Regions from separate parts of the Homo sapiens genome. Here region 1 is linked to region 2. Evidence: chromatin contacts called from ENCODE Hi-C or POLR2A ChIA-PET data. All regions are on one chromosome and are shown on one strand. The core of a region is the stretch at or near the end of the contact, and the rest is flanking DNA. Distances in the headings are between cores, read along the strand shown.

Evidence for each region. A loop is a pair of places that touch in the nucleus more often than their neighbours do. ChIA-PET counts read pairs that join two places held with the same protein, here RNA polymerase II (POLR2A). Pooled maps may share reads with other maps.
Region 1: a pooled map shows a loop between it and region 2 (4-fold over the local background). The contact joins the promoter of SHBG here to the promoter of NEURL4 in region 2. A Hi-C loop is called at or near these places in 5 of 50 pooled maps. POLR2A ChIA-PET finds 5 or more read pairs at or near these places in 4 of 52 experiments (CD4-positive, alpha-beta T cell, GM12878, OCI-LY7 and 1 more).

What each region holds. Positions count from the first base shown.
Region 1 is chr17:7,628,624-7,631,480 of GRCh38, forward strand. SHBG (sex hormone binding globulin) reads left to right here and starts at 1,512. Exons shown (of 8, transcript NM_001040.5): 1 at 1,512-1,660; 2 at 1,793-1,884; 3 at 2,057-2,246; 4 at 2,577-2,738. The coding sequence starts at 1,550.
Region 2 is chr17:7,328,058-7,331,135 of GRCh38, forward strand. NEURL4 (neuralized E3 ubiquitin protein ligase 4) reads right to left here and starts at 1,278. Exons shown (of 29, transcript NM_032442.3): 1 at 974-1,278. The coding sequence starts at 1,255. RefSeq lists enhancers at 551-1,210, 1,193-1,487, 1,423-1,602, 1,633-1,682, 2,563-2,712 and a silencer at 983-1,222.

The sequences.
Region 1 (2,857 bases), core at 262-2,761, 300 kb after region 2:
TTAGTAGAGACGGGGTTTCACTATGTTGGCCAGGCTGGTCTGGAACTCCTGACCTCAAGTGATCTGCCCGCCTCAGCCTTCTAAAGTGCTGGGATTACAGATGTGACCCACCAAGCCCGGTCTGTCATTTGCATTTTAAAATGGGTCATGGGGTGGGCACAGTGGCTCACACCTGTAATCCCAGCATTTTGGGAGGCAGAGGCAGGCGGATCACCTGAGATCAGGAATTTGAGACCAGCCTGACCAACATGGTGAAACCCCGTCTCTACTAAAAATACAAAAATTAGACAGGTGTGGTGGCGCATGCCTTTACTCCCAGCTACTCGGGAGGCTGAGACAGGAGAATCGCTTGAACCTGGGAGGTGGAGGTTACAGTGAGCCGAGATCGTGCCATTGCACTCCAGCCTGGGCAACAAAAGCGAAACTCCATCTCAAAATAAATAAATAAAATAAAATGCGTCAGGGAGGGTCGGGCCTTGTGGCTAATGCCTGTAATCCAGGTACTTTGGGAGGCTGAGGTGGGCGGATCATTTCAGGTCAGAGGTTCGAGATCAGCCTGGGCAACGTGGTGAAATCCCCGTCTCTACTAAAAACACAAAAAAATTTGCTGGGCGTGGTGGTGCGTGCACCTGTAGTCCCAACTACTAAGGAGGCTGAGACAGGAGGATCGCTTGAACTCGAGAGGCAGAGGCAGCAGTGAGCCGAGATCACGCCACTGCACTCCAGCCTGGGTGATAGAGCAAGACTCTGTCTAAAATAAAATAAAATAAAATAAAATAAAATAAAATAAAATGGGTCAGGGAGTGGGTGATTTCTACTGCTAGACTGTTTAGGCCCTGTAATAAATGGATAAGGGAAGATAACTGAGAGGCGGGGGGCAGGTCCCTTCTTAATATTCACTGAATCATACACACAGACAATACCTTCTTGGGAGACAGGCCTCAGAGGCCTGGGAAAAGACTGGGGGAGGAGTTCAGACCAGATGCCAGGCACTGTGCCTGCATTTTCTCAATGAACCCTCTTTCACAGTCACCCCGTAAAGTATTATTTTCCTCATTTTACAGACAAGGACACTGAAGCACAGAGGTGAAGTGACTTGCCCAAGGTCACTCAGCTAGAAATTTAGGATTCCATTATCTCATTTCTAGTCCTGATACAGGATGCTACTTGGGACGCAGGGGAGGACTGTTTCTAGACCTCAGGCCTGTGAATGCAGGCTCCCCGAGTGGACAGAAATCTTGGAGGACCTAGATCAGGCCCTAGAGGAGGAGAGGGGAGATGGAATATCCTCTCCCAGTTCAGAAACTTTCTCGGCAGTGGAGGATGATAGTGGAGGGGACTCTGTCCTTCACCCCATTGATCCCCAGAGGGGTGATAGCTGAGTCTTGTGACTGGGCCCCTGGGCAGGGGTCAAGGGTCAGTGCCCCTGTTTCCTTTACCCCCTCCTCCCCGGGCAACCTTTAACCCTCCACCGCCCACACGCAAGGCTGCCTGCCTCTACACATTCTCCCAAGAGTTGTCTGAGCCGCCGAGTGGACAGTGGCTGATTATGGAGAGCAGAGGCCCACTGGCTACCTCGCGCCTGCTGCTGTTGCTGCTGTTGCTACTACTGCGTCACACCCGCCAGGGATGGGCCCTGAGACCTGTTCTCCCCACCCAGGTGCAGGAGCGGGACAGGGCACTCAGCTCATGCAGTCTTCCCTTCTCTCCTCTGGCCCTGTAGCAGGGCCTCTCCCTCTGTCTGTCTCTGACATGTCCCTACTCAGCTTTGTTTGTTTTCTCTTTCTGATAGAGTGCCCACGACCCTCCGGCTGTCCACCTCAGCAATGGCCCAGGACAAGAGCCTATCGCTGTCATGACCTTTGACCTCACCAAGATCACAAAGTATGGGGTTGGCCTAGCCCTTGACCCAGTCCCCTGGTTCTGCCCTCTCTCCATCAGCTCTTCTCTTTTCCCTGTCTTCCTTTCCTTATCTGTGAACACCATCTCCCCCAAACCCACACTGGTTCTCAAAGGACACATGACATACACAATCTTTCCTTCTGTGTCCTTCCAGAACCTCCTCCTCCTTTGAGGTTCGAACCTGGGACCCAGAGGGAGTGATTTTTTATGGGGATACCAACCCTAAGGATGACTGGTTTATGCTGGGACTTCGAGACGGCAGGCCTGAGATCCAACTGCACAATCACTGGGCCCAGCTTACGGTGGGTGCTGGACCACGGCTGGATGATGGGAGATGGCACCAGGTAAGCTAGCTCTGGTCCTCAGGGGAGGGATGTCTGGAGCTGGTCTGAGGAAAGGGAACAAAACCAAGTTATTGGGCATCCCTCTACCACTGTCATCTCGTTTAATCCACACGAACCCCCACAAAGTAGCTATTCTTGGCCCCATCTTTTCTGATGGGAATTCTAAGGCTCAGTCAGTATATAAGTGACAAGAGCTGAGTGACCCAAGGCCAAGGATGCTAGCTGCTTCTTTAAGGCATGTTCTTTCCACTATAGTACTAGGCTGCCTCACAGGAAGGTGGCAGAAACAGATCCCAGGGGCCTCTGATTTTGCTTCCCACCTTCCTGCAGGTGGAAGTCAAGATGGAGGGGGACTCTGTGCTGCTGGAGGTGGATGGGGAGGAGGTGCTGCGCCTGAGACAGGTCTCTGGGCCCCTGACCAGCAAACGCCATCCCATCATGAGGATTGCGCTTGGGGGGCTGCTCTTCCCCGCTTCCAACCTTCGGTTGCCGGTAACTACACCCCAGGGGTGGAACCCTAGCCAAGACTTGGTAAAGCACTGCTGGGTGGCTGGCCGTGGGAATCTAAGTCCACACTTTTAGGGAGAAGGGAAGGGTTGAGAGCTGCAAGG
Region 2 (3,078 bases), core at 28-2,527:
TTAGCAACTCTGCTCTCTACTCAGTGTTTACTAAACCACTCCTTTCCAAGCCAAGCACAAATTCCTTGGTTCCAACCTCCTGCCTCCTCTAACTTTCCTTGTCTCTATGGCTCTCCAACCATCCAAATTCTCCTACTTCCTATACCCACACCTCTTGCTCTTGTGTATCATTCATTCCTTTCCCCTGGCCTAATTCTCTCCAAAGATCAGGCTCTACCCAGATTCAATCTCCTTCCAAGTTCTTTTTCTGTGAGCCTGGCCTCTTCACTGAATCACACACACCTCCCTCACCCTGGATCTTTCTCCTCACCTATCTTTCTGGCACAGCCTCTGTCCTTCAATGGTTTGTTCTGTTTTTTTGAGACGGAGTCTCACTCACTCTATTGCCCAGGCTGGAGTGCAATGGCATGATCTCAGCTCACTGCAACCTCTGCCTCCCGGGTTCAAGCCATTCTCCTGCCTCAGCCTCCAGAGTAGCTGGGATTACAGGCGCACGCCACCATGCCTGGCCAATTTTTGTATTTTTAGTAAAGACGGGGTTTCACCACGTTCACCAGGCTGGTCTCAAACCCCTGACTCTAGTGATCCGCCCGCCTCGGACTCCCAAAGTGCTGGGATTACGTTTGTTCGTTCCTTGGCATCTTTCTTCACTTGCCATCACATCTCTGACATCTCTCCATCCTCCATGCCCAAGAAATTGTACCAGGAGGTCTGTTCCCAGCCATTCTAGTGGGTTAGCCCTCGTGTCCCTTCCCTGGTTCTGGATCTTGAGAAAACTCAAGCTCTTAATGTCATCTTCAAACTCAATGTTTCTGCTTCATGCTGTCTTCCTGACCGCCCCCTGGTGCTCTATGGTCTTTCTGTTCCCTCTCGGTGCCCGGCAATGTGGGCTACCCTGGCTGTCCTACCCCGTCTCCCTCTAGACGCCTCCCACCACCCTCCACATCTCTGTTCCGCGGTACCAGCGCTGCACCTTGCGGTCGATGCGGACGGTGAAGACGCGTCCATCGCGCAAGGGTTCTCGGCTCAACACCAGCCCGTGGTTAAACTCCTGGCCCGGCTGCTGCCGCCGCGCCGTACGCCCACAGGCCGACAGGCTCACCAAGCGCCCAGTGCGCGGGTGCAGTTCCCCGCCGCTGCCCAGACCCCCGTTGGACCCCGGTCCTGAGCCGCTCCCGCTGGGGCCCCCACCCCCGCCCGGCCCCGGTCCAGGGCCTCCCCCAGAGCCCCCACTCCCACCCGACCCTGCCGCCATCTCCGCTGACACCGGGGCAGCGCGACAGCCGCGCTTGGCGGCACCGTGGCAACCGCGTCGGGCAGACAGTCCGAGGGATACGACCGGGGGGCTGAGGCCAGGTATGCTTTACGGCACTGCCGGGCAATGAAGCAGCCCGCGCTAGGAGCTGGGGACGACCACGATGAGAACAGAAGGACACGGGGTCGGGAGCCTCGCTTTACGGCATAGCGAGGTGACGGAGCGGCTCCGAGGGGGACGAAGACCTGGGCAGGGAGCTTTTGCGACAGTGGGAGAAAGACACGCCCACCGCAGGCATCTTTACGACGGTGGGGTGCTGGAGCCCAAACACTTTCTGCTTTGCGACAGCGGCACCGACGACCCCGCCCTCGCTAGGGGGCGGTGACACCTTGAAGCACTCGCTTTACGGCAAGAGGGGGTGTCTCCCCTCGGGATGCAGGCTCCAAAGCAGCGTGAGCCGAGTCTGGAGGACCCAGAGAAGCGGTAGTGAAAGTCTCTTCCCGCCACCCGACTGAGGACGAAGTGTCTTGCAACAGTGCGGCAGTCCTTCCACTTTGCCTCACACCTCTTCTGATTGGCTGAGCTAGCCGACTGGCGGGGGTGGGGGAAGCTCGCTGATAGTTCAAGTCAAGCCCAGCTTCAACTCCAACTCAACCAAACTATTCCATGTTAAGACCACAAAGAGTCTAAAGAAGTCCCGACAGGCCGTTTCAAGCGACAGCGTTGATGACCCCAAAAGATCTCCCTTAGAGCTATTAACAAGCCCCCTGCCCAACTCCCCGAAGCTCAAGCTCAGGCTGGAGGACCGTGAGGTCACAGTCGAAGCTCCTGGCCTGGCCCCCTGACTGGGATTGGCTGGTTTGGATGAGGGTGGTGATGGAGAAGGGCGGGAACAAATTGCCCAGACAAAGAAAATCTTTGGGTGGGACACAAAGGAAAGGGGCGAGCGGAGGGACCCCCAGCCCGAGTCTCTATATAGTCTTGATTCCGCCCGCCGCAGCTCTGGAGCAGGGGAGAAGTGGACCCGGGACTGAGCCCGAGCATCCCCGGCCGGCAGCGGTGGGGGCGGGGCCAGGGGCGGGGCTACGTGGAGCCGGGAGGCGGGTCAGGATCGCTGAGAGCAGCCCCCCAGTGGGGCCATGGAGAAGGTGGAGTCCCTAGGGGCTGCTGGCGGCCTCAACCGGGATTCCCCTGGAGGGGCAGCCAGAGGAGTGCCCGCAGCGGTCACAGGAGTCGAGGCAGGCGCTGGGCAGCCCTCCAGAGTAGTCTTGTTTCACGGTTCTGGGCCCCACGTGCACTCAGGGGGCTCCGTAACTCATAGTACTGGTTCAAGCTGTCCCTCCGGGGGGATAGTGGTCCTTGGTTCCGGGCCCAGTCAGCACCCAAGGGAGGCTGCGAACCACAGCCTTGGGTCTGGCAGGAACCCTGGTGGATTCAACATCCCCGGGCCTCGAACCAGTGTATCCAGGGCTTCCAGCCCCGGGCCTGGGGGACCTGCAGGGCAAGAGGTAAACAGCCCCGGGTGCAGTCCGCACTCTGGGCCAACTTGCTTGAACCCCCAAAACTCCCAACAGGACCGGCCCCGGAGCATCCTACGAAAGAACAGCTCCAACTTGATGCAGAAATCCCCCAATGTGGAGAAGTAAGGAGCCCAGCTCTGCGGGCAGCCAGCCCAGAGTCGGGAGGGTTCAGGACACCTGAGGGTGGGAGCCAGAAGGAAAGGGGCAGAGCCTTAAGAATGAAGAGTTAGAGTAGGTGAGGGCAATTGAGTGGGAAGTCCGAGGTTCCAGGCTTTCGGGAGAAGAGCAGGTGCCCCATAAACC